5 separate regions of the Mus musculus genome follow, and regions 1, 2, 3 and 5 are each linked to region 4. A link is a loop called in an ENCODE intact Hi-C map of the cell type or tissue named here. Cell type or tissue: heart. All regions are shown on one strand. Links, peaks and the distances in the headings refer to the core of each region. The heading gives the core; the rest is flanking DNA. Region 1 overlaps Skap2 (src family associated phosphoprotein 2). Region 2 has its middle 12 kb from the start of Gm32328. Region 3 has its middle 17 kb from the start of Halr1. Region 4 holds the start of Skap2 (src family associated phosphoprotein 2). Region 5 holds the start of Hoxa1 (homeobox A1).

Region 1 (6,118 bases), core at 1,028-5,027, 140 kb before region 4:
GCCATCACTAGGAAGAGAGGCCCCTTGGTATTGCAAACTTTATATGCCCCAATACCAAGGGGCCTCTCTTGCCAGGGCCAAGAAGCGGGAGTGGGCGGGTAGGGGAGCAGGGCGGAGGGAGGGTATAGAGAACATCCGGGATAGCATTTGAAATGTATATAAAGAAAATATCTAATAAAAAATAAATTAAAAAAAAAGAAGCAGCCCATGTGGGCTTTACAAGCTCCACGTGTGCAAAGGAATACAGTGCTGTACCACATATCCCTACACTCTGAAATTTCAAATACAAGTTAATCAACCTTTGAATTTTATATACTCACAGCTACATTAGTTAAATAAACAGTGAGCTTGGTAAATTTGGGAGGAATTTCAGGAAAGTTTCCTGATAAGAACTGGGCCAAACAGTGTTATTTCTGTTAAGTAATTAACTTTAAAAGCTGCTATTTTAACTTGGGACAATTAAATGTTTGATAACAGACTTAGCCAAAAGCTGTCATGTGGATATGACAGTAAGATAACATAGCAACCCATGGATCCCACCATTGGGAGGCTGACTGGAGTTCACAACCAGCCTTGGCTTTGGGCTTCTCAATAAGTCGTAATCTGTATTATTAGTAAATATTCCTTCTCGCACTTCTCCTACTAATCTCCAAGTGCTTATGTATTATTCTTTAGGATTCCTGATGTCTAGAATGTGTCCTGGTATTGTACATGCTTTATATGGGATGGGATGGGATGGGATGGGATGGGATTAAGCAGAAGGGACAGAAATGAACTACTCTAGGAGTCAAGATAATATAGCTAGCTCATGTACTCTATCTGCACCAAGAATAGACAATCTTCATTAAGATGCCCACTCTAAGATTCTGTGACCAGCTGGGTCAAGATTTTCAGTGCCAGCCAACCAACATTAAAATCCAAAATGTGACATTATTTTCAAATTCTCTTTGTATCTAATAACACATATCATCTTTCTGAAATATCCAAAATATTTCTCAGCTCAATAATTTTAGGGTTATAAAGTGTTAGACTTATGACCTATATAACATTTCCCTGCTTATATTTAAGTCATTTTCATTCATGATTTGGTGCTAAGATAAGCTTAAAAACATTTTTAAAAATCCCTATAGTACAGTAGGAAAAACTTCAGAGTGAAAATTAAGAGAGTTCCAACACTGCATCAGAAACTGATGTCTGGAGCAGACAGGTTCTACAGTGCAGTGTCTTAAAAAGCAAAGACACGATTCTCATGTACATAAAGATGAGTTTGTGGCAATATACTTTGGTACTGCAATTACAAATATAGTGTGTTAAACTTTAAAAAATTACCTCAACTTGTCTGAATATAGAGCCTTTAAATTGTTGGAACACCCAATGTGTTTACACAAAGATGAAAACCTTTTTTTATAAACACAATGTTTCTACTGGAGAATGGCAGGCAAACTCAGAATAAGCACACAGAAGAATAAGGAGGAAGAAGCAAGAAAAACATAATTAATAACCTAATACCTTACAATGTTAACTTTCACATAAGTATATTGTTTCTGGATAAGGCAGTAGGTGGATGCCTGCCAAGGGCTAGAGTGACAGGTAAACACACGGCTAAGTTGAATCCTGTTATCTGATTGTGTTTAAATTCTGATTATAGTTCACTTGACAAAATAATTAATTATTGTGAACTTCCAATTGTTAACTAGGACCTAGAAGAATTCCAACTGGCATTTTTCCCTTGTGTTGTAAATTTAAATGCAGGAGAACTGAGCTGTGTATTTCCCGTTGACAGCTGTCATTTGTGGGGTGGGGTGGGGGGTAACTTTCTTACCTTGCTAAGAATGTAAATCACATCACCACGCTTAAAGGACAACTCATCAGACAGAGCTCCAGTGCAGTCCCACAGACCCTGGTAAAAATTAGCGTAATCAGTGCTTTTATCTCCTAGGAAAAAGAGAGAGAGACTTGGGGTTAAGGCTTGAATCAAAAGAAATTAAAGAACCATTTTAGATTGCCAAGAAAGAAGCCCTGGCCTGGATCATGGTACATCTTAGTGAACCTGCAACTACTCCTGAGCATGCTCATGAAGATTGTTTCAGAAGGTTTGGTTTTTCATGGCCCCCTCCACTTCTATCTGTAATCTATAACCTGTAGCAATTACATTCTCAAATAGCAAGGTGCTTCTGCTCATTTTTAATGGAAAGTCCTAAGCTCACTCGCTATGTGTTTAAAGAGCAACTGGTCTTACTGTACCATCAGAATATCTAAGGGACAGATTGGACATATCTGAAGTAACAATTTCATGGAGTTTAGAACACTTGATAAGAGCATAATAATAATAGCATACTTTAATACTCAAATATAAAGCATTTGTATCCAAAGTCTCTCAAAGTTGTCTCTAAAATACTTTTGCAGCTGTGAAATTGCTAATGCAGACTTTTGTTCGTCAGGTCTAGGACATTAGGCTCCCACAGTGGCGTTATCAGTTCATCCTTCTCCTGGCATAAGCACAATGGATGTGAAGTGCTCAAACTGCCATACACACCATTAACTGATTGATTATTTAGTGCTCGTCGCTCCGTAATACCACAGTAACTGGATAATGTATGCTTTGTCACTCACACAATGTGGCTCCTAAAACACAGCACACAGTTAAATACGCTGGATGCTTTTGTTACACAAGAGAACTGTTTCCTGTTTTTAATTTCGTGATAATTGAGTTCTGATGAGTTAAGGAAAAAAGACTGCAAGTTATATCAATAAGACACAAAATGCCCGTGTATTCACTAGCCAGGCGGAACACAGATGTGCTGACAGCTTCCATCGCTGCAATGTCAGCTTTGAATCCACGGGATAACGTGGACATGGATGCTGGATCAGGCTTGTCATCTCACTTTTAAACAAGAGGCGTCTTGGCAACCTCAATACAAACGGCCACATTAGTACAGTCAGCATAGTGTTGATCTCCACAAAGTATTAATTTATTAGGAGATTTAAATTCTCCTTAATGTCTTTAACATTTTTTAAAAAGGAGAATCTGAATAACATGGAATCTAAGTATTTGTGGGATGCACCGTTTCACTTAAATTTGTGAGAAAATAAACAAGGACTAGAAAATACAACCTAACAGAATCCTCTGTTAATTTTTATTTTTTAGGATGGAAAGAGAGGGACAATAGGAGCGGCATGATAGGATTGGGGGAGGGGAGGAGGAGGAGGAAGAAGGAGGGAGGAAGGGAGAGAGGGAGGGGGGAGAGGGAGGGAGGGAGAGGGAGAGAGAGAGAGAGAGAGAGACCGACCCTGTATTGGCCTCTCCACTGTAGTAGCACTTGGGCTCAGAGCACTAAAACCAGCAGGGGCATGTGCAAGCCCCAGAATCCAACCAGGAGCTAATAGTGCTTGTGGCCACCCCTATCACATCCTCCCCCAGCCCCCAGGCATATATTAAATACATTCTGTAAACAGACACTAGAGGGCACTCCAGCTGGCCAGATACCTCCAAGCATTGACCATTTCTTTCTTTCTTTTTTTTTTTTTTTAAAAATCACTTAATAATAAAGTGACTGATTTCCTTTAAAAACCACTTATTTAGACAAATAGAGATTTAGAATTGAAACATTCCTGTCAGATTAAATCAACTGCTAATTGGGTCAAATGTTGCACCCCATGTGGTCTCTCAGTGTCAGCTTGAAAGTCAAGGAGTTAGAGCAGACAGGATGACATCATCTCACACGTGAGGCCTGCCACACAGTTCTAGCCAAGTCAAAGAAGGTCTAAATAGCTAGTTTCCCCAGTAGCCCTTCCCCCACCCCCCAACTTGTTCCCCACGCTGCTCAGGCCTTAGGCTTGGTCCGAAGACGTGGAAGAAACAAACTTTGGCTGAAAAACTGAGGTCAAAGTTTTTGGTGGAGCTGTGGGATCCCAGGTCCCAGCTGTCCGGGCCCTCCTCTGGTTCAGACCTTCTCACAGTACTTTTCAATTAACATGTTTTTTGTTTGTTTTTTGTTTTGTTTTTTGTTTTTTTTTTTTTTAAGTAGGGGGAGGAAAGAAAGGACAAAAAACCCCAAGTATCCAGTGATTTTAAATACACATTCTTACCACTTTGGTTTCTCTTTCCCTGGATACACTTGGAGAGACTCCCATTAACACTAATGGGAGTTACAGGAGCAGCAAGGGGAGAGACCCCCACGGTGTACAAGATGCATCTCTCCCTAGATGTGCATCAGGGGCATTCCATTAAACCTCACTGCTGCAAGGAAGTCAGGGAAGAGCCAGGGATTCAGCAGAGCCGGGGAAAGACACATTTTCAACTGTGCCTCCTGTAATCTTGATGATGATGGAGTCCAAAAAATGACGGACGGTCGGTCCCATGGACAGTGAGCACCGCTGAGGAGCACTCTGTGTGCCATCTGTGCGTCTATGACTGGCGTTCTAAGTGAAGAGCGGGCATCTACAGTGAGGGGAAGGCCAGCAGTGTGTGTGCTAGCTGCCTCCCCGGAAAGCATGCCAGACAAAAAGAATCAGGAGTGATCTTATTTGTGGAAAGCAGGAAGCTCCTATAGCTTATCTCTAAAATGGAGTGGCTCTAAACACACATAGACAAAACTCATGTACAAAAACAGCTTTGAAAGCACAGAAGGCTCACAAACACTAGCAGTCTTTGCCTGTGCTCGGGGAGATAACCCACAGGACATGACTTTGCTTTGCTTTGTGGCACAGGGATAGCAGATGCAGAGCCTCGAGTAGGCTAGTCAGAATGCCTTCCTGCTGAGAACCATCCCTGGCCCCAAGAAAGGCAGGCATTCTGTAGACTATGGAACACTCACAAGCACAGATAATGTGGTTTCGCTGTCTTTACTCGGCATGTTAACACCATTCTATCTATACCACAGTCAATATTTTGAAAATTACACACAAAATGTCACCTTGCTATGTGTGCTGTCCTGAGGGGCATGAATTACTTTTGAAAGAAGGTTTAAAAAGGAAAGTTAGCTAGCCTTTGAAAAATGTACACAATGAGCTTTTAAATTTTTATAAAAATACATATTTGGCAAAGCTAACAGGATTGTTACCAAAGTACAAATTAAGCAAGTAACCGCCAGATAGTCCACAAACACAAGATTATAAAAGGCATGTTGACAATGAATGAAGCATGATGCCGACACCAGAGACCCTTTCCCTAAGTACTGCAAGCCTGAAAAGTGTTTTAGAAAGGACAGCAGATTTTTATATTGTTAAAAACATCAAGCGGGCCCATCTATATACCTATAAATATACATGACCTTTGTAAGATGAGTGAATGTGAAGCGACTTGTAGGAGACAAGATGAACTCAGCTTTACCTTTAGATTTTACATTGCAACACTGAGTCTCTTCCTGCAAAATTAGTCAATGTAAAAAATATACATCAAATTCTTGAGCGAGGTTAGAAGTTCACAAGATGAGATGCTAGGCAGAAAGCAACACTCTTGTCAGCTCAGTGCTCCTAGTGGCAAGCACAGAGTCCCTGACGGCTTGCTTTGCGAAGGCATTGAATGATGGCTTGAAAGAGCTCTGTGGCACAAGAGACAGACATTGCAGTATCTTGTGGCTATGGCATGAAAAGCTCATCAACTTACTGGATTCCTTTGAGAAAAACTCTTTTCCCCCTACCCTCAAAGGCAAACATTTGAGGCATGCTCACTTGTGCCTGTGGAAGGTCTATCTACTATCTGTTTCTACCCTCTCTACCTGCATAGACATTTTACAAAGAAACATGCATGCTCTTGGCAGAAGCATCATGATTCAGAACTTTAAAAACAGATACCTAATTTACTATCAAGCATAGAGTGCCTGGGCTTTGCTTGCTGCCATGTTTTACAACTCTATTTTATAGGGCAAGAGGGCTAACAACTAATGACTTTGTCTTGTTTCCTTTCTGTCAAGGAAAAAAAAAAAAGGCAAACCCAAACCTTCTACAGCAACCTGCTCCTGCCTTCCTGTCCAGGTCTAGAGTCAGGCCCGCTTCCTTCCCATATGTCACAGTAGGAAGGCCCCAGGAAAGCTACTTCCTGAACACGCACTGCTTGTCCACCCTGCTTCTGACAACTCAAAAGAGTGATGTATGGACATATCAGAGAGAGGAAGGT
Region 2 (6,118 bases), core at 1,196-5,195, 830 kb before region 4:
ATGGAGGGGAGAATCCATTACTGAACCTTAGTGAAGTCCCTTCTTTGCCTTGGAAAATTCAGGGGATGCAAATGTCCCTGGATATTATTAGATACTGAGATGTACATCCAAAAATAAGAAAAAGAAAGACAGACAAAAGAGAGATCAAAGCGTTTGTTATCTCCGATAAATAATTACTTTGTCACACGTGTAGATATTCTTTTGTCCTCAAAAGAGAAGGTGATGTGATTGTCTATAATGCTACAGGCTCAGACCCAAAGGACTACGTTTCCACCTTGGGAAAAAAAAATAACTCTAAACAAAATGTTAACGGTTTTCAATATTACATCAGCAGCTAGTAATAGCGTTAAATCCTGGTATGTGGGGGCTTGAAAAATTGTTCCTCTCCACTCCCTTCCCCCCACAAGTGAAAACTAATCTGGTCTCCAAAATAGAATATTCTTGATCTACCAACAAGGGACAGAGGACAAGGGACTGTAAAGAGAAGACCTACTGCATGTTCTACTGAAACATAAGGATCAAAAGCAAAAGGAAAAAAGGAAAAAAGAAAAAAAAAAACAATGACAAATTTGAAGAGATTTTCAGTCACATCTGTCCCAGGTGTCAGATCTCTCTGCTTGTGCTTTGGTTTTGGTTTCTGCAATGATCCACCAGCCCTGTGGTGCATATACTCCAGCGATGCAGCTGCAGCAATGCAACGCTGTCTCGGTCCCTGGGTCAGGTGTGAAGGCTGCTAAGAAGCCTGGAGAGCCAAGACCCAGAAACCCCTGAGCCCGGCGTGCAGGCTTGCAGAAAACCATCGGGTTTCTTGGTTTCTTGGTTTGTTTGTTCAATCCCAGCCCTGCATGGCCAATTGCTGGTAAATATTCTTTGGAATTAAAATGATTCACTAACAACCAGTGCTCTTTTGGGAGGATCCTGGTCTATCCAAACCAAAAAAAAAAAAATGTGACTTTTTCTTTTTACATTTAAAGTAAATGTAAACGTCAAAACAAAAATGTAAATGTGTTTACATTCCTGAAGACCTGGGCGAGTTTCACACTTTGGCTCAGGTTCCTGCTGAGCCAGAGGCCTGCACTTGGATCAAGAATTCTCAAGATCTGGTTCTCCATTTTGAGGGGACTCAGCTCTGAGGTGCCTTTATTCATTGCTGTGGTACAAAGGTTTGGTTTTTTTTTTTTTTTCTTTTCTTTTAAAGGAATAGGAACCTATTATTTACATCCGTTCCTTGAGCAGATATTTATTATCTGTAGGAATATTTAAGGGTTTGTAGTGGGCCAGCCACCTCTGACAGGAGCCATCACCTCACACTTCAAGCTAATGGACCACACGGTGGCCACATTTAATTTATTAGGGTGAGAAGTTACTGCAGGGGAGAAGGCCTTAAAGAGAAGGTCTTTTCTAAGAAGAGAAGACCTGGCCCACCCTGTACCTACAGCTTAGATTATATTTTTGCCTCAGAATAACACAACCACACACGATTCAAAATGTGAAAACAGTTTCCTTACAGTTTGATTCTGATCCGGGGCCCACTGATGCTCAGGAGTCTGAATGCTAGCAAATGGAATACTAAATTTTGGGTGCACGTTGTTGAATCACTAATTTTAATAATAGAGATAACACTGCAAGTCTGGCCAGGTGTGGTGCATGCCTGTGAGATTCCAGTTCTGGGGTGCATGGAACAGAAGGATCAAGAATTGGAGATTAGCCTGAACTATACAGGGAAACCCCGTCTTCAAATAATCAAGTAAATTCTAAGAATAAAATAAATAAGTAAATAAACAAAAGGTCTGTTCTCACCATCCACAGAAAAAAGGAAATTATTAAGAGAAACTGTAGTTGAAAATTACACCAAGCACTCCAATGTTCACACTGAGCCGAAATAGAGGAACCTGAGAAGGCAGTATAATTAGCAGGGAACTTTGCAGGATTTTTCACTTCATTAAGGCAATAGATCAAAACAAGCAACACGCAAATCCTTAATAGCCATGCTACTGTGATAAACTCAAGAATGCTCAGAAAACTTGCAGCCGGCTACCTGGTGGTAATATTAATGAGTTTTAAAAACAGAATATTTCAATGGCTCCATTTCCTCCTAAACTTCAAGGCAACCTAAGTTCTCTAAATATTGTCATTACCACGACCGACAGAGGGAACCCGATCCGATTTGGTTCTAAAACAAAATGGGATATTAACCGTGTTTGTTTTCACTTTGATCCATAGGAAATAGGTCCCGCGCCCTGTGACCCATTAAACTAATAAGATTATACACGTCCACAGAGCGGAGCTTCTAATTGTTTCCATCTGTCCCAGATCTTTGCGTTTTAAAAATCGGTGAAAATAGAGCTTGAGTTACGAAAAAGAAAATATACCAACAGCGCAATCACGACAAAGCTGGGCCACTTGAACTACACATGCAACAAATTACAGAGGAAGACTAGGTGGGAGGAAGGCAAAATAAAGCCAGAAACACAATAATCAATAATGTAGTTGATCGGGGTTCCCGCTCGCACTTTCCGGACGACTAACACACCCTTGGGAAAACCAGCCAATCAGAAACGCTTCCTGAAGACATTCTATACCTCCCCTCCTCCTCATAAATATTTAAATAGAGTTCGAGATTTGTGATTTAAATATCCAAAGAATTTTCTGCACAGGCTCATCATTCATTGGATTGTTCATTACTGGGTGGAACTAGAGGGAGGGGCATTAATTCAGTGCTCTCATTTGCTAATTATGCCTTTCTTGCGTCATCGTTGCTAGACCAATCCTTGAACTTCACTTTGGACCTTTCCTTTTTCCCCCCTCCTCGCCCCTCCCTTCTCGCCACGCCCCTCCCCCCCCCCCCGCCTCCAGCACTCTCCCGCCACTCCTCCCCCTCGTAGCAGCTCCAGCCAATAGTGTGGCTGCATGTAAATAACGTTGCCTGGTTGTTTCTCCGCCCAGCGCCCGCCTCTGAAGAAACACGAGGCGGGCACGGCGCGGCGTCGCTTGGGGTCCCTGGCTCCACCTTCTTTAGGGCGGGATGCTGCTTGCTCATTGGCTAGGTTAATAATTGTCGCGCGTGCTATTTTGCATAAAAACGGGAGTTCCCTTCGTAACTGGAGAACTCGCGTCGCTGTGGGAGGGGTGCGGGGGGCGGGGTTGTGGGCGGGTCCTGGCAGCCTCGCCCAACTTGCTCCGCGATCCTAAAGGGAAGGATTGCTTTTCCGAACCAAAAAAAAAAAAAAAAAAAATCTTTATAATGCATCCTCTTAAGGGAATTATATATTCCTAAACTCATGTTTTCGTTTTCTTTAATAAATCGTTCAGGGTTGTGCCATGAAATACATATTACCCACACACCCTCCGAATTAATTTCCTTTCAATCTTAATGTACTCTACTGCAGCTAGTCCTGTGTGGGAGCAATCTTTATAAGAAGTTTCTCTTTATTAAAATTCGTGGTTGTTTTACTATGGATTCCTTGCTCCGACAATTTTCAAAGACTTGAATTGAGTAGTAGAGTGTAAAAACCAAAGAGAGACAGAACTTTCTTTCAGACTAACCACTCCGTGGATTGTTTGTCAATGAGGCAAGTGTTAAAATTCTTTCCAAAGGGAAAAGGCCCCAAGGATATTCGATTGGCGTTGTAAAATAAAAATTGTTCTTGAGAAGTGTGTTTCCTTTTTTTCTTATGAACTAAACATAAAACCTACCTTTTCGATACTGTTAAAGTACCGGGTGGCAAACACTTGGAAAAAACGAATGAATGGACAGGTAATCGGGACCCTGAATTTTAAAAATACCATCTGTCATTTCGGTAACATTTCTTCAACTTTTAGAAACAAAATTATCACACGTAGCTCATCTGCTTGAACTCAAGTATGGGAGTGTTCGATGCTCAGTGTCGACTACACTTTAAAGACTACATGGTCAATGAGGCTTGTTAATTAATTAATTAATAATAATAATAATAATAATAATAAAGTAAAACGGGAAAGATTCTATTTCTCTTGGCAAAAAAATAAAAATCATAACAAAACTAAAATAGTCTCCCCTCCCACCTAGCCACCCCCCTTTTAAAATTCTCTTTATTCCCTGTTTGGTAGACACTTTTTCACACAGGAATGATTGCTGAGGCCAGTAGCTTCCAAAAGTGGAAACCTGGTCAGCTCCGGAAGAATGAGTTTAGGGGAATTAGGGAAAAAGAGAAGTTTCACGTGGGGTTAGTGTGAGCCAATTTTTTTTCTTTAAAACATTTTCTGATGTGTAATAAAATTAAGAAAAACTGTTTTAATAACTGCCCCTGGATTTACATCAGTTCATTGATGACATTTAACTCCAGTCGTATATTTCAGTCTTGAAAGTAAGTGGTTGCGTTGTTTTATGCCTCCTACATGATATTATATCCACAAATATTCCAGTGATTAAATGTTGAAGTGCGCATTAATGTCTATAATATTACAGGTAATTAATCATGCACATCCGCCTCCATTCAAGAAACATGATGTCAGTTGATAATTTGTCAAAATTGTTATTTGAAACTGAACTCTAGGTAAGGCAGAGTAATAAAACTCTGGCGCCTTTGTACACGCGAGTCTTAGTAGTTACAGTTAATTTTATGACCTCATGACAAAAACTTATATTTATATTTATGTTCGCCGGTTTATGAAGCTGGCTGTGGGTGAGGCGGTGCTGGTTCCAGGAGCTACGGATTTTAGAAACCGAGGGGAAGAGTTATTTAATCCAAGAACGATGCTTGTGGTTTTGTTTAGGGGAGGGTTTTGCTTTTGTGAACAAAGTCGTTCTGCTGGTGAACTAATATGTATTTCTATTTTTTTTTTAAGTTCAGAGATGCTAAATGGCACGGAAGGGACCCCAAGGCGTTCTCACAACTCCAACTGGACCTGGGCGATGGGAGTCTCCTTCCTACCTTTCTCTAAGGGCTTCTCGGAGAAACTTCCCTTGGTTTCCTTTCATTACAAAATTAAGAATGACATCATAAAGAAGAGTTCACTTTCCCAAGCTGAGATTTCTCCTTTTTTTTTTCCCATTTTCACTATAACTTGATTTTGTAAAAATTCAGTTTTAATACACCTATATTTGAAAAGCTTCATTTTATTATAAAGAAATAAATGCTCACAAAATAGCCATTTGAAAACAAAAAAACAAAAAATTGAATAAACTATAATGATAATGGGGCTATAGATAATTCCTGATGTCACATTTGCATGTTTTAAACACAGAATTATGAAATATTATTATGTATACCTGACATGTGGAAAAGGAATATGCATTTACAAATGTAATTAGAACTCTGCTTAAAAGTGAAATATGCTCCAAATTAATTTACCTTTTTGTATTTTTAAGATTTGTTTAAAGTCATATTTTATGTTACAATTTAGCACAGGCTGATTTGAGGCTACTCTTCATGTTTAGTTTATCTCCTACAACCTCGGCCAGCAATTCCAGCACTGTTCTTTCAGACATTTTTCTGAACTCTTTCCCTGGGCTTCACATCCTTCAGGAACGCATAGTCACAGCAAACTCGCACATTAAAGACATTAGTCCGTTTTTAAATTGCAAACTTTTTTCCTTTTGCCAATTCCGTTTTTACTAACAACATCTGCTTCCAATCTATTTGTGCTTTTAGGAATACTGGTTTTTATTAACAGCACCTGAGAACACCAGCAAACGACGAAGGATATGTGATTAAGAATATCATCAAACAAGTATTTAACAAAACGCATGATTGGCTGTGTTCAGGCCTCTAAACAGAGCAAATGGGCCCAGTTCACTCTTCATTTTACGTCTCTAGTGCTTTTCACTTCTTTCCACTTCTTGATAGTATGGGTTCCAGCAACAAAGCAATGGTTCTGTTTATCATTAAATCATAAACTTACAGCAATACACTTTTATTTATAATAAAGCGTATAACCAATAAACTCCAGAGCCAAGTCCTTTCATTGTGGTGGCAGATGGCTGTGAAAAGAACTCTGTGCATTTTGGTTTCCTTTAGCTAGTAGTGATGATTAAAGCATCCAAACATAGCTCAAATGAAAACTTGAAACACATCCTAAACATATAAAGTTAGTTGCTGACGGTGAAAAAATAAATACATTTTCATTCCATTTTTCT
Region 3 (6,118 bases), core at 1,111-5,110, 73 kb after region 4:
TAGTCCTAGGGAGTTTCCTTCTGGCCTCCTTGAGCACAAGGCATGAATATGATTCACAGATGTACGTGCAGGAAAATCACCCCCACACATAAAACATAAGAAATTTTTCTTTTTTAGGTTTCTAACAGAGATCACAAGGAAATGTTTTTAAGTATTTTTGATTACTCAGAGCCAATAAAACATTAAATTCACAGCCCATGGTGTTGACAGGCAGAAATATAAAGAAAGGCCCTCTTGCCATTAAGATGGCCCAGTGGGTAAAGGTACCCACTGTCAAGTCTGAACACTGTAGTTTTATCTCTAGTACCTACAGAATGGGAGGAGAGAACTCACTCCTCCACGAGCACCATAGCATGGGCAACCCACGTCTATCCATTCACACCAGACAGATAGATGATTGAAAGATGGGTGGGTAGGTAGGTAGATAGATAGATAGATAGATAGATAGATAGATAGATAGATAGATAGATAGATAGAAGATGATAGATGAATAGATATGTAGATAATAGATATGTGGAGATAGATAGATAGATAGATAGATAGATAGATAGATAGATAGATAGACAGACAGAGTAATAGAATGATAGTTTGTATATGCTTGGCCCAGGGAGTGGCACCATTAGGAGGTGTGGTCTTGTTCAAGTAGGTGTGTCACTCTGGGTGTGGGCTTTAAGACCCTACTCCTAGTTGCCTGGAAGCAAGTATTCTGCTAGCAGCCTTCAGATGAAGATGTAGAACTCTCAGCTCCTCCTACACCATGCCTGCTTGCCTGCTGCCATGTTCGTGCCTTGATGATAATGAACTGAACCTCTGAGCCTGTAATCGAGCCCCATTTAAATGTTGTCCTTTATAAGACTTGCCTTGGCCATGGTGTTTGTTCACAGCAGTAAAACCCTATCTCAGACAGACAGACAGACAGACAGACAGACAGACAGACAACAGACAGAACAGTGTTTAAAAAGGCCTTCTTCAGCCAGGAGACCTAGTGGTTCTGGCCTATAATCTCAACTGCAGCATAGGTTGTCTGGGCTGCAGATCAAGTTCAATATCAGCCTAGATGAATTTAGTGACCCTCATCTCAAAATAAAAATACATAAATGGATACAGCCTACTAGCAGAATACATACCAGCATGTACAAGGTCCTGGGTTTAATCTCAGATGCTGAAAAAGGAAAGAGGAAGAGAGATGGGAAAGGGGTCTTCTAATTAGTTCCTCCACAGGTCAATATAATCCTGGATAAAATCTGAATCATGAGAGTTCAAATAAATAAATGGTGTGAAATTTAGCTTCATTGCTGGCTGAATTATAATGCATTTTATTCTTTGAAATGTGAATGTTAATATAGATTTCCTGACAATCATAAATATTTTTAACATAACACCTACTTCTTAGCTGAGGATTAGAGTTGATGTTAATACTAAAATATTCCTTAAAAGTCAATACTCTGTTAAAATTCCTCTTTGTCCACTATAGCTTTCGTTTATTTTCTGAGGTGCTGTTTTGAGATTATCATTCTCCTTACATTAAAATAGCTCTTTCCAATTAGATCTAGAACCTACAAGAACCTTCTCTGCAACTCCCGATTGCAAGCAGCAATTAAATATCAAATGCACGGAGTCTGGACCACAGAAATGTCCCAAGAGAGAAGGTCCATCACTTTCACTCTCCCATGCTGGCTAGGGAAGAACTAGCAAGCCCCTCTTCTTGTTCCTTGTTGTTCCTTGTTACTCATTACTACTTGTTACTATGGTAACCATACCCTAACGAACAAGCAAGGGCAAGAGAAGATGAGGTTCAGAGCTGAAACAGCTGGAGGTAAATCAAAGGTGAGTTTCCTTCCTAAGACCTCTCTCAACAGCAAGGTCCTTCTCACTCCAAGAATGGAGAGTAGCTGGTTGCCAGAGGAAGGCTGTCTCATTCCTATGTGCATCTAGGAAGAGGTACCACAGTGTGAGTCACAGGTGATGACTGGCTGACCAAGAACAAGCTATCTTGAAAACTCACAATTGCAACATCATGTGTTTGGTGCTATCGTCAATTAGATAGCTCTGTCCAGCTGTCTTCTAGACCTACACATTATGCCGTTCATCCCACACCACTGCTATAACAAATTGCCACAAACCTAGTGACTTAAAACAACTGCTGTGAACTCAGAGCCCCCAAAATTACATGTTGAAACCTTAATCCCAGAGTGACGATATTTGGAAATGGAACCCTTTTAGAGGTAGTTAGGCCATTAGTGTGAAGCCTTCATGGAGGCTTTAATGCTTTTACAAGAAGAGACAAGAGAGCCTGCCTCTTCTTTCTTTGCTTTCATGTAGGGAACCAAGGAGAACATAGCATCTTTATTTAAATCAGGAGACACTAGATCTACGAGCAATTTGGTCTTGACCTTCATGAGCTAAGGAACTGAGAAAACTAAATACCAAATCTATGATCGTCTCTTTATACCATCCCAAACTAAGACAATGGTATACATCTATCTTTTTTACAGTCCAGAGGTTTTAAGTGTTAGGTCAGCTTCACTGGGCAGAAGTCAAGGTATCAGTGGGACATAGTAGATGTTCATTGTTTCTGAAGGATCCGAGCGTGTCTCCTTGCCTCGGTTTCATTGTCTCACGCTGCCTGTGTTCTGTGGCTCATGGTTCCAATTTCAAGTTCTTCACCCGAGCTCTGTCATCATCACAGGGCCTTCCTCTGATTTTTCTCTCAATCTCCTGTGTCCCTCTTAAAACTGTGCTGTTCTGGACTCACAGTGATGATCCAGGGTAGTCTCCCCATGTCCGTAGCCTTGCCCTAATCACAGCTTCAGAATACCTTTTGTTATTGTAGGTAACAGCCACGGGGCAAGGCTTTAGGCTGTGGGTGTAGCTGGGGATCACTAACCCACAATCCTCTAGGGGGTCTGGCCTGGAGACAAAGCTGTGGAAATGAACACAGATGTATCCCTAAGTGTACAAGGGAAGAATCCGGGGCAGTCATTTCCTACTTTCATTACCCATAGTAGAATATGACAGCAAATCAGGGGACGTACAAAAGGAGCACGCCATGTTTGAGTCTAATGAAGCGGAGGTCAGACAGAATATTTTGTAATATGGAACAATGATCAAAAAGCATAGGTCAGAGACAGGATGTAATTTTAAATAAGTGCCGCTTTAATCACAGTGTCTACTGGAGGAAGAAGCTTATCTGGAGAGAAAAAATGAGGTGTAGCTCTGATTATGGTAAGGATTAAGTTAGACAGTTTATGCAAGAAACCAGCACAGTGCCTAACACGTGGTAGAAAACGCTTATGCTCATGATTTCTTCCAAGGCCATGAGATAAAAGCTTTTCTTCCTCTCGGCTTGCAATGATGGATCTACACACAGTTTCTGCCTTGACAGAAAAGCACTGCGTTTCACTCCCCGAAGAGGGTGCTGACACTAAGCTAAAGGAAATATCAGACGATGACCTCTCCCGAGGACTGCCAGCACCATCTTTGATGTGTAGTCTCTTTCCTGAAATGACCTCCTTTTCCTGGGTTAAAGTTGAGTAGCCGGGCATCAGCGGCTACTTGGGAAAGTGCTGAGTGGCTGATACGTGCTGTCAGCATTGTCCAAGGCCAGCCGGAGAATGTCCTCATGGCCCCTTCCTTTCCACTCACATCTGGCAAAGACTTGCGCTGTGATGCTTAGGAAGCTGGGAAGTGACGAAGACGAAGACGCATAGTGCTTTCCTGCCATATCACACACCCACTGAAAAGGCCGTCACCACAATGCTTTGTTTGTGAGTGGAAACAATAGGGAATCTTCCAGGGGATACTCCAGCCACTTTGGAGGATGTAAAAATCAGATGCCATAAAAAGGCCAAATGTCACCTCTTATCCATGTGCCAAAAATTTACTACCACAACTATTAAGTAATAATATCATATACTAAGTAGTAGTATTGTGTATAGAAAAAATACACATCTACGTGAATAAGCAGTTAAAGAGTTCATAACTTACCTATGGAAGCCTTACTTCTGCCCTGACCTGATACAGCTATTTCATCACTGGGGTTGGTAGACCTGACTTTCTCCTTCTCTCCTCTTTATCTGGAACCCAGATCTGTCTTTTGTCCTTACTATCCACATCACTTGTTAAAACCTTGTGCCATTTGCTAGAAAAGGCAGGAAGAGATAACCAACCACTTCTCAGATTGTGTTCATCCAAAAGCTCCCTGCCCTGCCCTCCGCACACCTCCGGAGGAACTGCTGCTCTCTTTGATCTATTTCACAGGAAAGATATATAATATAGGCAGAAAAAGATGTTTCAGGATTTTTTTTTTAGTACCCTACTGTGAAATTCTTCTAGAATGCCTGCTAAATGCAGTTATTTAGAAGCTGAAGAGATGGCTTAGCAGTTAAGAGCACTTGTAGCTCTTGCAGAGAGAGGACTGAGGTTCAAGTCCCAGTACCCATATGCTGGTTCACAACCATCCTTAACTCCAGTTCTAGGTTATCCAACACTCTCTTCTGACTTCCTGGGCACCAGGCACGTGTGTGGTGCACAGCACCCGTGCATGCAGGCAAAACACTCGTACACATAAAATAAGCAAACCAGTCAGAAACTAAAAATAGATGGAATTGTCCTGGTGGTTGTGTTTTCTCCCTTAAGTGACATTCAATCTTAAAAAGCAAGGCTCATACAATGGAGCAAACGCCTAAGACCGGTCTTAATGAATACAGCGAGTACTTCTACTAGACAGATGTCATCTGCAGGTGACCAATGTGAGCACTTTGATTCAGAATCAGCTGGAAAAAGCTACAGTCCTAAAAAGGGGTGGGAGTGGGGGCGGGGGGTAAAAGGGTGGGTTGTGAAAACACTGAAGAATTTTAAAGGATTAGAATTCCATCTCCAAGGCTTGGGACAGAGCAAATTGTCTCTGTAATAAATCATTATCCGTCCAGTGTGTGGTTGGCCTACTAAGCATCTTACCTGAGCTCAGAAACAAACGGAGTAAAAAGTAGCCGGAGACCGTCACGGTAAAGGGGGTTCCCACAAATAACAAATAACACAAACTCCGAAGGAAAATGCAAGCTGGACAATATTTATTGTGCCAGTTTAAAGACTAAGATCTATTACTATTTCCTGCCTGAGGCTTCAAAATTGTTCTCACTCTCCTATAATTTTCCAGCCATGGACAATGAGATTATGCGTGCACATGAGATCGTCCTCGGAGACAATTAGGTTATGGAGAACATTTCTCTGCTTCCTCCCGGGCTTCCTAGCACTGCTTCAAATCTAATAGTAATAGAGTGTTATAAAGGCAAATGAGTCAGTACAGTCCACTTCAGACTTAATCCCATACAATATATTTAAAATACTCCTATAATTTACTTGAACACCCATGTCCACAAGGCAATAAAGCAAATGAGCGTGTGTATCGATGAAGGGACAGAGAAGCAGTTGGCGCCCCAGTCCCTGACCCCTAATGGAGTCAACAACCTGAGTGGCCAGCCGTTACTGTTTGTTTCACTGCCCACCCGTGGCCAGCTTCACTCCAAGTAATATTTCCAATATGTATTATAGGACATTGGACAAATGGGTCTGATTTCTTAAAATAGCCACCACATGCGGGGAGCACAGGAAGTGCTGAGTGAGTATGTAAAGAGCAGATGAAAGTCCCCTAGCAAACGTTCAGTGTTGATGTGGGCACGCCATGTCAAAGACCAAGGCCTTGACCTCTGGGAAATTAGGATCCGAGTGACAAAAGTCTTCCTTTTGTCCTGGGATGAGCAAATGATTAAACAGTGTGTGCAAAGCAGCAACAGCAGCTTCCTCCTCCCAGATGTCTACACCCTGAAGCGGGCTCACCGACGGATACCTCCTTTTGAGACTAGCAAGCTCCTGTTGTGCCGGACATAATAAACACAGGGAAGTTCGAGGTTGCTGGAGTTGTTGGTGCCACTCCATCAGAGTATGCACAGCCCACCTGACCCCAGTGTCTGTCCCCTCTGCATCCCCTCACAGACCTGAGCCAGAGTTCTGGGACCCAAGCTGAGAGACGTAGCCATCTCAGCCTATAAAATGCAGCCTAGGATTCAAGGCCAGGCACCCCACACATACTCCTAACTTTCTTCCCACTTGTTTGTTT
Region 4 (6,118 bases), core at 1,452-5,451:
GTTTCATTTTCTAATTTATTAAAAAGGTAACACTTCCCGCTTAAAATCTGTTGATATGATATGAATGGATGAAAATGAGTGCAAATATCTGATTGCGAACTCCTAGCAGCCCCGTCCTTCCAGGGTGATTAGACCAGCAAGCGCTGCAGGCAGCAGGCAGCACTCCCAGGGCTGTTCACCTTCTGCCTGCCAGAGGAGCGCCCACATAAATCAAGGCCATGCTTGCTATTAGTTCTAGTCAAAATATTTGGGTATAAGGTAAGATTAAATGGCCAAGGCTTGGGGCTATCCTTTGGTTTGAATTATCCAGGATAAACCTGTTCTTTCATTGTTTGAGAGTGGGGGGTGTCAAAGGTTGATTCAACAAAATTTTATATAAACTGTACTAAAAAGGAATAATTTAACATTTATTTTTTAAAAAAATAAAGGCATTTAATTTTTAGTACATTGATTCCATAAAAAATATAACTGTTCAAACTATTATACTGTCATTCTTTCAAGGATATTACTAACTAAGAGTTGGGAGTAGTAACTTTATTTTTGCATTTCCATTCAGTTACTTTTTTAAAGGAAAGGCATGAAAAGAGGACAAATATTGAAATGGTAGTGAAAAGCTACTGTAATCAAAAAGCCAAACAATGACAAAGAAAAATCATGATTACAAAAAACCATAAATTTGAGCACCTATCTCAGCAAACACTTGTGTGGCATCTGATGATTTACATGACGAGCATAGGAAACATAAAGTGAGATTATTTTCTTTCTTGTAAAAGCAAAGGACTTGAAACTCCTGTAAAGGTTGGTTTCTAACTAATTCACACTGTGCCATGCATTTTAAGAGCCTTGACTGCTTACAGCTACCAGGATCCATATCTCTTCTTCAATTTAAAAAAGAACGCACTATCTTTATATCTATATACCATAGAGCTATGACAGCAATACCTCTAAAATCCAAGTCAATGCAATCACTTTGTTATAACTTTATACTTCTAAATTGTACCATGCACTTTCTCCCAAGAACACCTGAGTGATGGACTTGCCGTCATCCTGCCTCCCCAGAAGATTCAAGGGACAAGTGACTACTGAGAGCCTCTAAGGATGTTAATTACACAAAAAATCTTAACAACTTTCTTTGAAAGCTTGTTTAACGTTGTTTTAAGCCATGAAGACTAGCTCACTTTCCTCTATTCCTTTACCATAGATCACACCCACGAGCTAAAAACATCTCCTAAGAATAAAATGTAAAGCTAACTTGTAATCTGCAAAGTTATTATTTTGATATTTGTTTCTAATCCCTCATGTATTTTAGAAAAAACTAATTTCAAACATTATGCTAGTCCAACCTCTAATTTAAAAGATGGCAGAACTACACAGGAAGTTAGGATTAGCAGGTAAATGTATAATCCTGCTCTCTTTACAGGATACAGGAGAGAGCGAAAACAGTCTGTAATCTGTGAGGGTCAGTGGGTGACGGCTGTTGTAGTCATACAACATAGGATGTTGGAAGAGTGACTGTGGGTCCAAGCTTTAGAAGCAAAACCGGGTTGTTATTTTTTTTAATTACAAATATGGACAACCTAAAAACGATGACATTTCTGGAACAAAACATTTTTCTGATCTAATTATTAAGATATTTTTCTAAACATGCAATTCCTGCATTGCCCCTCCCGCCACCCCATAAAATGTTAACTGTAATGAGACCAAACTGGTACTCCTCTAAGCTCTCATATAAGAAACTAAAACATTTCCTTAAATCAGCATCGACAGTTCTTTCATCATTTCTCTTAGTGCTATCCATGAATGATGAGAAGCATTTCTCAGAGTGACATAGCACACCCTCACCCTGCATCATGTTCATACAAACACAAGTCTCCATCCACACATAATGCAAACAACCCAACAGCTTAACAAGGTATTCTATGATGCTTGGTCTCATACTGTTGCAACTGTAACTTACTAGTTCAAATGTACCTTTTAGAGGACATTGTTTTTAACGATTAAAACACACAGTTAACAGCACAGGCATCTAAGCGAAACTTTTTAATCCATGATCTATATTGAAAGGAATGTTTTAGAGACAACCAAACTAAAATTATTCCATTTCCAGATGTTAGCATCTACAAGACAAAGTATATGGTGGTATCTAAGACCATCAGGATAGGTGAGACTTGTGATACTCTAAAAAGATGTATTTTTTATTTTGTGCAGAACTATCGAGCTTTTCTTGATGCTTAGTGGAACTACACACCTCCAGACATTACTGACCTAACTGAGGAACTGAGGAACCGCATTTCAACTCCTACAAGTAAGTTCCTATAAATGGGAATGTAAAACCAAAAAGGGGAAGATGAGGTTGCAAAGATGAAGTTCCTTGATCACATGATACAGGAAGTAGGAGTTTTAACACAGCCTTCCTTTTTCACTTTTAATAGTTACTGAGGCTTTAGAAATAGTGGCTATTTGAAAATCGGGCACCCTTCAAAACTATAAACATGTTTGGCCTGACTGTTCAAGAAAATGGGGGTGGGGTTGGAAATAGTGCCTTTTGGCCTCCTAACTCCCAACACCTGCGGCCCTGCAGATGCACCTGCATCCTTACTGGCCAGGCCACCCAGGCAGGACCTAGTGCTTGGACTTCTGCTTTCGCAGTTCTCAAACATGCATTCATCAACATTTGCTGTCCATCTCCCGCCCTCACATTCCGGTCTTCATGAAACGCATAACTGTCCGGCTGTCCAGGGAGGATCAGCACATTTCAGCATACACGCCCACTCCCTTCTAGTCCCGACATCCCAGTCCCCCTATACGGCCCGCCCCCCACCGTCCGCATAGGGTGAGGGCTAAGCGCTTCTGTCCCTGTCGGCTCGCCGTCCCCGCGCCCCCGCCCCTAGCGTCACCGCCCCCTTCCCGCTCTTTACCTGCCAACAGGTTCCTAATTTCCTCAGGGAGAGGGCCGGGAGAAGAGGTACAGCTGGGGTTGGGCATGATAATGGCTTGGACCTAGACTCGCAATAGCGGTCCGAGTAAGCACCGAGAGGCTACGACTCCGGACACGGCCCGTCCGAGACTGCCAACAAGGAAGTCACTAGCTCTCCAGCCAGCGGTCGCTGGACGCCGGGCCCTGCCCCCTCCCCGCCCGGGAGAATTGGGCGGGGCTATGGGTGAAGGGGCGGGGAGACCGGCCTTAAAACCTGACTGCGCTTGCGTAGACCTTGCTTTCTGACTGTCCGAAGAAAGCGCCTCCGGGTAGACCACGCCCACACACAGCCGGGAAGGCCACGCCCATACGCGGAAGCGAGCAGGAGGCGAGGCCTCCGAAGGAAGGGAGCGAATTGGAGCTGTGTCACCTGACCGGCCCTTGAAGCTCGTCCGCGCCATTTTCGTTACTGGTATGTCAGCCACACCTCTCTTTCTCCAGGATTCCGGAAAATAAAGCCTCCGCAAGGCTTACGCACTTTCCCTTTAAGGGGTCATCTAAATACTGGTCTTTTCCACCAAGGTTTAAACCCCCGTCTGGTAACCCACCAAGAAGTTTCTACCATTACCCCCCAACTAGCATGGCTTTCTTTGTCCCACTAGATGAAGGTAACGGAGTCCCATTTTCCGCCAATCCTTCCTGAGAGTCTTAGTCCTAAAACGGCGGAGCGTTCTGATTGGCGCTGACATTACTTTCCTACTTATTCTTGGTGTGGTTGATTTCTCTCGCTCTGACGGAATTAGTTCTAGATAATATCCTTTTAGGGTCAGGCACCTGAAATGTGCCAGAAAGCCACCTGTACCGTTGCCCGCTCTAAGTATTTTTTAATTGCAAATAGTGGTTAGAACAGGGAAAATATAAAATTTACTTCAATCTAGTCAGCAAAGGTTGAGTCTTTCAATATTACACGTTTACACTTAAAATCCAAAAAGTTCTGGGTCCTTTAGTCTTTAAAATGGGTGGTGTGTGTGTGTGTGTGTGTGTGTAGAAATGATAATTACATTCAAGTGCCATCAACCTTTACAATCCATTAAAACCTACTGTGTAGACATATTTGTCATGTAGATGACGCTACCAGAGCTACTTAAATACAAAAGAGGATGATACGAGTCTTCAGAGAGGAACTGACAAGGGAAAACATTTTGAATGTAAAGTGTGTATTTAGTTAAAAATATGCTTGGAAAGGTGGCTAATGATACACATCAAGTTGCACCTTCCACTTTCCTTTGCCAGGCACATCATTTTCAAAATGACATCTGAATATCACCTACCTACATTGGTAGAAACAAACAGTGGTTTGTTTGTTCTTATTTCTCCTAAGTTGTGCTCAGAATGTTGTGTCAAAGCTCCAATCAGGAGTATGTTTGTAGGAGGCACAGTATGGTGTGGGGGAAGGGGGTGTCTCTGTGAGACATGCTGAGATACCAGCACAGGAAAGTATAGTATAGAATATTTTGGGCATGGGGAGGGGAATTGAGTGGAGACAGAGAAAAGCAGAGAGAGGGGGAGAGGAGGGGAGAAGACAGGAGAGGAAAGGAGAGGAGAGGAGAGGAGAGGAGAGGAGAGGAGAGGAGAGGGGAGGGGAGGGGAGGGGAGGAGAGGCAGGCAATAAGCATGTGGAGAGCACAGGGAGGGGCATGGAGAGAGAGGGTAAGGAGCAGGAGCAATAGAAGAGAAGGGAGCAAGAGAGAGAGGGAGAGAGAAGGGGGGCAAGCAGCCCCTTTTATAGTGAGTCAGGCACACCTGACTGTTGCCAGCTAACTGTGAGGCGGAGCCTAGACTAAATGCCAACACATGTACCCTGCAGCTTTCTCCTCCTCCTTCTTCTTCTTGTTCTTCTCCCTCTCCCCCTCTTCCTCTTCCTCTTCTTCTCCATTTATCTATTTATTGTTTTGTTTTCAAGACAGGGTCTCTCTGTCTTAGAACTCACTAGACCAGGCTGTCCTTGAACTCACAGAGCACCACCTGCTTTTACCTCAATGAGTGCTGAGATTAAAGGCATGTGCCACTATCCCAGCTTTTTTTTCCCCTCCAGCTTTCTTTAGACCAATGTTCTTTATACTTTAGTCGGCCTTAGAATCACAGAGAGAAGCTACTAAAATGTGGAGCCTAAAGTCCTACCAAAGAAATTCGGATTAAATGGAAAACAGCATTTAATTTAATTTTGGTTTTGAGAACTATATTACTACTGTTTCCTAACTCTTAACAAAGTAAAATTTGTAATAAGTGTCATCTTCAACTAGAATAAAATAGTTCTATTAATATTTCATCAAAAAGTGTCAGGGCTGGGGGACAGCACAGAGCATCAGAGCATGTGCTTAGCATGTACAGTTAGCAGTACCAAGTGAGTACATACCTGTGTTTTTCAGATTGTACTATGACATTTATGTCATTCTCAAAGAGATGATATAAAACATTGATTTTAAAAAGGAAAATTGAAATCTATAGGTACCTATATCTTACAAAACAGCAAAAACAAAAGCTTAATAAGTAAAACATGCATAATGATAACAAAAAAGACATCTCCAAAGTGTCTGTTTAATCAAAATGGAATCCAAAGTCCCTACCCAGATGAGCAATGTGATAAGTTATTAGAAAAAAAAAAGAGTGCTGAAAATTAGAATTCTCTCTTGTGGAGTTAAAAATGAATTTCATTCTTCCGACTTGAAAGAATTAAGAACTGTTAATAAACTACAAGCTAATCCACTTTTCTAAATAAGAAACTATTGCATAGGCAGTCTGTGTTAGGAAGGATTATCCCTTCCTTTAGTCTTGTCCTACAGAATGTTCTGTCTTCTCACATGTTTTATTAAGAGGCTCTAAATGTTTCAATACTTTGTTGCCTTCAGAAAGAACTGACTACATTTATTTTTATTCTTCTGTCTTTTTTATTTGTACTCCATTCATTCCACAAAGGAATTGAGGTGATTTGCTCTGTATCAAATAGACAGCTCTCTCGAGTAGATCAAATGGGCAGTGTCTGCTCTGCTCATTATGACAGATCACTCTTGTTAGCAAGAGACAAAAAAATATTAAGATTGCCTTAAATGTAGAGCATCTAGGAGTCCAAATCAAAAAGGCAATACCAGAAAATGGACTTTTTTAATGAAACACACTTCCTCTAGCAAACCATTCTGAGAC
Region 5 (6,118 bases), core at 1,003-5,002, 150 kb after region 4:
ACCCTCCCTTCCCCATGTGAAATGGGCCAACTTAGTAGTAAGCAACCACTGTAGTCCAGCCAAATACACAAGATGCTTAGGCATACCTAAAACTTGAATACTTTTATTACAGACATCTTAAGACCCGTAAACTCTGCTCTGGACCACATCACTCCAGGATCTCAGAGCTGTTCATGATTGTACAGTAAATGGAGACTATCATAGGCTCACAAAGAATAACTGATAGAACTCAGTGTGATATTTCAGGGACATCAGAACATTGTGCGACATGCAGAAGACTAGTCACGAATCACACAAAATATACATTCATTGTGCCATCCATCACATTAACAATTAGCTGGAAATACACTGGATCCAGCCATGATACAAGACAGTGTGGAAGGAAAGGGTGACTGAAAGAATGAATACCTTTGGGTTACAAATGATCCAGCATGATTTTTAAATGCAGGGTGGCCAGAGAAGCAGGAAGAATTGGTTAGAGTTTGGGAAGACCTGGCACAGGCAAAGTGCTTGGCAGGCCTTCTTAACTCTGAAAGAACCAATTGAGGCCAACTTCTGAGGCATCTGACTCTGTTTGAATGAAAGAGGTTTTCTTCTTTCGCCCATAATCACACATGAACTGTACCAGTTTTGAGAATTTGTCCACCCTGTTTGATTTAGTGACCTACATATTTCTATAAAATGTGTATAAAGATAAATCTCTGACGGGAAAGCATTTACAACCAGCAAACTCACACACATGAAACCAGCTAAGTTAGGGGGTGAATTAATTGTGTAAACACAGTGCATCTCTTCTTCATGAGTCTTTGGACACTCTCTCTCCTCTATGTCCTACTTAAGGGCTAGGTGGAGAAGAACAATACATAGATAAAAGGAGAGATGCCTCCTTCCTGCAAATGTCTGATGGCAAAGGGAACTAACTGTTCTCCAGCCGACATCTAAAAGGAATCATAGGTTGTGGGGAGAAAAAAATCTCACAACAGTGAAGGAAAGGATGTTGGGAGCCATCAGCAATTGATGTGGACACCCGATGTGGATGAAGGAGTTAACTTCCAACCAAGGCTCCAGAATTCTCTGGAAATACCTTATCTTGGCCAGGAGCTCCCCAGATGGGACGAGAAAGGAAGAGAGAGTCTGTAAAGAAAGGAAGATAAGCTAAGAATGTGCTTTGGGTAAGAAATCCCAGCCCAGGGAGAAGCCTGGGCTGCAGAGTTGGGCTGGAGTAGCCTCAGTGGGAGGTAGTCAGAGTGTCTGAGGTAGACGATGCCGGAGAAGGGGCACTGGGCGAGGGGCTAGATTTCTCAGATGATTCTTCCGTTTTCTCATCGCTGCCAGGAGGAGTGGCAGGGGAGATGGGCAGGAGCCCCTCCTTCTCACGCTTCTTCTGCTTCATGCGGCGATTCTGGAACCAGATCTTCACCTGGGTCTCATTGAGCTGTAGGGACGCGGCAATCTCCACCCTGCGCGCTCGTGTAAGGTACTTGTTGAAGTGGAACTCCTTCTCCAGCTCTGTGAGCTGCTTGGTGGTGAAATTGGTGCGCACTGCGTTGGGTTGACCCACGTAGCCGTACTCTCCAACTTTCCCTAGGGTAGGGGAGGAAGAGAGAAAAGATTAAAAAAAAAATCTTAAACCTTTATCCAGATTGCCCCAAGCTTGAGGCAATATTCGGTTAACTACTCAGCGAGCACAAACCCTATCGGGAAGCGCCAGTGACGATGTGTAAGCAGTGTTAACCTGAAGTCAACCATTAGTGTGATCAGGCTCGTGATTAATGGAGCCTTGTAGATATTAACAGGACATCACCATCACCACCATCACCACCATCACCACCTCCCACTCCCCGCACACTATCTAACTATAGACCATTTAAACCTCAGCCCCTGTGAAACGCTTTTGCCTCTGCACACCTGGGCACCCTACACCACTCACTACAACTCTAGATGACATTAGACATAAACAAGAACCAATCTTTTAAAAATCATTCATTTTCCTAGGAAACTAGGTGTGCCAGCCCCTTTCAAAAATCGAACAGCATTTGTCTGTCAGCCGGCAGGACTTACCTGTTTTGGGAGGGTTTCTTTTAACTTTCATCCAGTCAAAGGTCTGCGCTGGAGAAGACGTCTCTGAAGCAGGGGAACGACAGGCTTCTTGGTGGCTGGCGTGGAGAGGGGATAAGGAGTTATTATACGTGGCCAGGGCCAGAGTCTGCTGCTCTTGTCCATATGAGTGGTGAATGTACTGGGGCGAGCCCACTGTGCCCCCAGCATAACCCTGGTGGTGGTGGTGATGCTGGACCATGGGAGTCGAGAGGTTTCCAGAGTAAACAGCGGGAGCGCACGGGGGGTACCCACCACTTACGTCTGCTTCCTGATTTAATCCATAGGGGCCATAAGGCGCACTGAAGTTCTGCGCGCCATAGCTTGGACCACAACTCGAGTGGGAATAAGAAATCCCAAGGTTTCCAGAAGTCTGGTAAGTAGCCGTCTGGGGGTGGTGATGGTGGTGGTGGTGGTGGTGGTGGTGGGGCGAGCTGATCTGCACCCCCCTGCCCACTAGGAAGCGGTCGTCGCCGCCGCAGCTGTTGGCACTGACCGCGCAGGATTGGAAAGTTGTAATCCCATGGTCAGAGGGGTAAGCTCGCGCCGAGCAGGTCCCAGAGTCGCCACTGCCAAGGATGGGGTATTCCAGAAAGGAGTTCATTCTTGCATTGTCCATCTGTCACTGAGTGATTGGATCCTGCGAAGCCCTGGGTGACCGTGCCAACTTTCTCACTTCCTCCATAGGACCAGAGAAGAAAAATGATATGAATGTACAGTGCGCAAGAGGCGGGGCGGGCAGGCGGAGGGCTCGAGGGGAGGACACGTGACTCTACCAGCCAATGGCTGAGCCGCCTGCGAAAGTTTACCGGCTGCGGCCGTGATGGATCACCGTTTCAGTGGCATTTAAATCCCCGGCGCTCCTCAGTGTAGGTGACGCGCGCTCGCCCCCCCAGGCAGCCCGGGCCGCGGCGGTAGCAGCGGCCGCTCCCGGAGCTGACTTGGAGCACTGGGACCAAAGGGAGTCGAGACTGCCTTCTGCGCGCGCCCGGCTTTGCGCGCCTCCGCCACCAGATGTGGGGGGATGGGAGGCCCCCTCCGCGGCCCCTTCCCCACCCAGCCCAGAAAGCTGAACTGGCAAGAGGTGAGAGGGGATGAGGCCTCCTGGCTCTCTTGTGGCGGGCATCTTGTGGGCCGAAAATCTCTGCGTGGTCGCAAGGACCCTGGCGGAGCTGGGAGCACGCGGGGTGGGAAGGGTGGGAATCCAACAGACACCACGCCCTCAGCTCGGGGCGGCCGCCACTACCCAACCCCTGCAAGAGACCTGAGCCCGGAATCCCGGCGCCTAGGGCGAGGTTGCGTCACTGGCTCGCCAGCCTCGGAATGTAGAGGGACGTGCGCAGAGGATTGACTGGGAGGAACCATGGTGAATGTGCTGGGGACCAAAGCAAGAAAAGAAACTTCTGTCCTCATCCAAAGGGTCTTAGAGCCCTCTTCCCTGATTCCTGCCGGCCAATAGCATGGCAATGGGAGCTTCTGTAATTCGACCCCAGGGTCCCGGGATTCGGGGGTGGGGGTGGGGGTGGGGGGGGCTACGAACCCAGCTCTCTGGGAAAGGCCGGGTGTCCACTCTCTTCTCTGCCCTCTCTCCTTCTCTGTCGCTTTGCTCTTGGTAGCCCTGCAAAATCGGGGCAACTCTGCTACTGGAGTTTAAGGAGTAGAAGGCAAAGGAGATTGTTGACGCCAGCAGACGTGGCTGACTGGCGTGAGGGCCGAGCCTGAGCTGCAGGCCATCTGCCAACTCTTAGAGACCCAGGAGCATGCTCACTCTAGGGTAGGCCTCAGAAGGGCAGATAACAGGCAACTCCTAAAAAGTATGCAGACCTCCCCCGTCGAGTTTCTCTCTTCCAGGAGAGGCAAGTTAGGAGTGGAAGAGCCCCCCCTTCCCACCATCCCCTATTGCCTGTGTGGACTGGGGCATGGGGGGTGTTGAGGACCGGCAGGTGGGAGGGACAGATGACTGAGTGGATGGGACCCTTTCCAACGGGCTTGTGTGAACCTGCAGGTCACTCCCCAGAGAGACACGTGCAGATGTGAGCATCATCCCAGGACAGGGGTCCTGTTTCCCATCAACCTTGTCCTGCAATGATGCTGATGGTGTCAGTAATTGCTGTTTACTATTAGATGTCACGTCAACTCTAAGCTTGGAGAAAGAAAAGGCCAAACAGAGATGAGAATGGACATAGTCTTAAGGAGGAGAAATTCAGCGGTCACTTAAAAAACACCGTGCAGACAGTTCTGCACAAGTTTTCTTCTCGATGTTTCTAGCTTTATATCAGGCATGAAATTAACAGTGTAATTTACGTGTGAGTTTGGGGGGATCCCTTCTCTATAGGAAGGGAAGAAGAATGCAAAGTCACTCTTCGGGCTTCTGGGTTGTGTTTTTTCTCCACACGTAGAAGTTGTCCCCTCCCCCACACCTCTCAACCCCGCCCCCAGCAAACCTGGCCATCCTCCTGGAAACCTAAGCAGACCTACGTCCCTGGTCCCCCTTAGTGACAACTGAACACTTACCCCAACCCACTTTCGGGGAGTAGTATTTCTCTGTGACCCATGACTCGCCCCAAAGCATGGTAAAGGGAGGAGCACCCGGGAAGTGTCCTGCCTTAGCCTCTTCTTCTGGGAAACCATCCAAGTAGAGTCTTTTGGGAGGACAGTCCTCCCGCTAAGAGGAAAGAAGGGACTCCTGTGAGTCAGGAACAGGAAGTGAGAGAGGCTTGATGCTGTGAGCGCGGGTGAGGGCCTCTCTCAGCAGAAGGCAGTTCATTCCTTCTTCCCCTTGCCTCTTGCGGGGGGGGGGGGGAGGACGGGGGGGGGTACAGGGGGCGTCTGTGGGCCCCCTTGGTACCGATTTGCATTAACCTACAGGCTCCAGGACGCCTGCCTGAAAGCTACCCCCAGGCCTCCGCTCCCCTTCTGCTAATTCTCACTCCCCCAAGCCCTCTTTCTTCACCTGTTTTTCTGGGTAGCCTACGTGGGGTGTTTTCATCAGCAACACAAACACACTACTGGACCCACAACGCACGCATGCAGCGCTCGCTCGGGGCCTCCGCAGACCTTGCCCCATTAACCACCAGCTCGGCCTCTGCTCACTGCAGGCCCAAGCTTTCCCGAGGAGGCTCACCCGGAGCTCGGAGCAGTAGGCTTATGCAGCTCAGATTCTTTCCCAGCCCCCACCCCAGAGGAATCAGGAAGGCCACTGAGCAGGGTAAGAGACCTTTGGTCTTTTGAGCAGCAAGGAGGCCAGCGACCCACGCAGGAATCGAGCTGAAGTGTCTTTAAATAGCCCCAGGAGAGTGGGTGAAAGGCGAGCTTGGGCCATGAGTGAAATAATCCTCTGCAAGCGGCATGCTTGGCTCCAAGTGCCTCTTTTCAGGGCTCTTCTACTGGAAAGAGAATGAGGGAGGAGGAGACAAACCGAGGCCCGGAGCCGTTCTTGGCATCCGCGGCTCAGCCAAGCTGTTGTTTTAAAAGAGCAATAAAAATGAATTATGACTAAACGCCTTCTAACTTAATGCTTTCGGACGGGGATCCCCGGCAAATACGTAAGAGGATTTTTATTTGTGCATGTGTTCCTGCAATTGATCTCTTTGATGACATTCTCATTCATAGAAAGCGTTTGATTTATGAGCTTAGGACGAATCACATCCAGGAACTGCGCAGCCCTGGCCACAGCCCGGACACCCTGCTCAGATCTCAGAGCCTGGGGCCTGAAAACCACCACAGTCCCCACATATGGAGGCTGCTGAGGGATTAGGGGAGTAGAGGGTGAAGGGAAGGTAGAGAGCAAACCCCTGAATAAAGTCCGAGGTTTCATTGTAATTCCCAAGCTTTTGCTATTAAGAACTGGGTTCTTCCATCAATCACCGCCCCCCCCCACGCACATGTTGCTGCAGTTTCTCACGGTAAGTCACCAGAATAGAACCCAGAAAGGGAAATAAATAAATAAATAAATAAATAAATAAATAGTGGGAGGAGACAAAAGAAGGAAAAAAACCAGAACAGCCCAATAACATACCCT

What was found. Peaks named below come from ENCODE experiments on the same cell type or tissue, not always from the same donor. Only the 100,000 strongest peaks of a DNase experiment are listed, where the experiment ranks them.
Region 1: it touches region 4 in a loop (2.5-fold over the local background); 12 of 42 quality-filtered maps call a loop at or near these places.
Region 2: a loop joins it to region 4, with 5 times the contacts of the local background. A loop is called at or near these places in 17 of 42 quality-filtered maps.
Region 3: it touches region 4 in a loop (2.2-fold over the local background); 2 of 42 quality-filtered maps call a loop at or near these places.
Region 5: a loop joins it to region 4, with 2.9 times the contacts of the local background. A loop is called at or near these places in 14 of 42 quality-filtered maps.

The regions. Positions count from the first base shown.
Region 1 is chr6:51,872,653-51,878,770 of GRCm38, forward strand. Skap2 (src family associated phosphoprotein 2) reads right to left here. Exons shown (of 13, transcript NM_018773.2): 11 at 1,823-1,935. Among named protein-coding and RNA genes, the nearest start is that of Skap2, 140 kb to the right of the region's middle. In heart, for the core only: a CTCF peak has its summit at 3,464 (motif pointing right); a DNase peak (open chromatin) is centred at 3,779; H3K27ac peaks cover 781 bases.
Region 2 is chr6:51,175,678-51,181,795 of GRCm38, forward strand. No RefSeq gene overlaps it. Among named protein-coding and RNA genes, the nearest start is that of Gm32328, 12 kb to the left of the region's middle. In heart, for the core only: no CTCF peak of the experiment used is centred there; a DNase peak (open chromatin) is centred at 2,974; H3K4me3 peaks cover 1,208 bases; H3K27me3 peaks cover 459 bases.
Region 3 is chr6:52,082,838-52,088,955 of GRCm38, forward strand. No RefSeq gene overlaps it. Among named protein-coding and RNA genes, the nearest start is that of Halr1, 17 kb to the right of the region's middle. In heart, for the core only: a CTCF peak has its summit at 3,403; a DNase peak (open chromatin) is centred at 3,654; H3K4me3 peaks cover 450 bases; H3K27me3 peaks cover 3,013 bases.
Region 4 is chr6:52,009,417-52,015,534 of GRCm38, forward strand. Skap2 (src family associated phosphoprotein 2) reads right to left here and starts at 3,133. Exons shown (of 13, transcript NM_018773.2): 1 at 2,919-3,133. The coding sequence starts at 2,985. In heart, for the core only: no CTCF peak of the experiment used is centred there; a DNase peak (open chromatin) is centred at 3,225; H3K4me3 peaks cover 1,800 bases; H3K27ac peaks cover 1,286 bases; H3K27me3 peaks cover 386 bases.
Region 5 is chr6:52,155,506-52,161,623 of GRCm38, forward strand. Hoxa1 (homeobox A1) reads right to left here and starts at 2,812. Exons shown (of 2, transcript NM_010449.4): 1 at 2,062-2,812; 2 at 1-1,584. The coding sequence starts at 2,716. The coding sequence ends at 1,229. It overlaps Hotairm2 (Hoxa transcript antisense RNA, myeloid-specific 2), which reads left to right and starts at 1,397. Exons shown (of 3, transcript NR_146400.1): 1 at 1,397-1,477; 2 at 2,385-2,473; 3 at 2,785-3,024. Hotairm1 (Hoxa transcript antisense RNA, myeloid-specific 1) reads left to right here and starts at 3,019. Exons shown (of 2, transcript NR_131181.1): 1 at 3,019-3,181. In heart, for the core only: no CTCF peak of the experiment used is centred there; DNase peaks (open chromatin) are centred at 2,866, 3,406, 4,006 and 4,806; H3K4me3 peaks cover 4,000 bases; H3K27ac peaks cover 3,230 bases; H3K27me3 peaks cover 4,000 bases.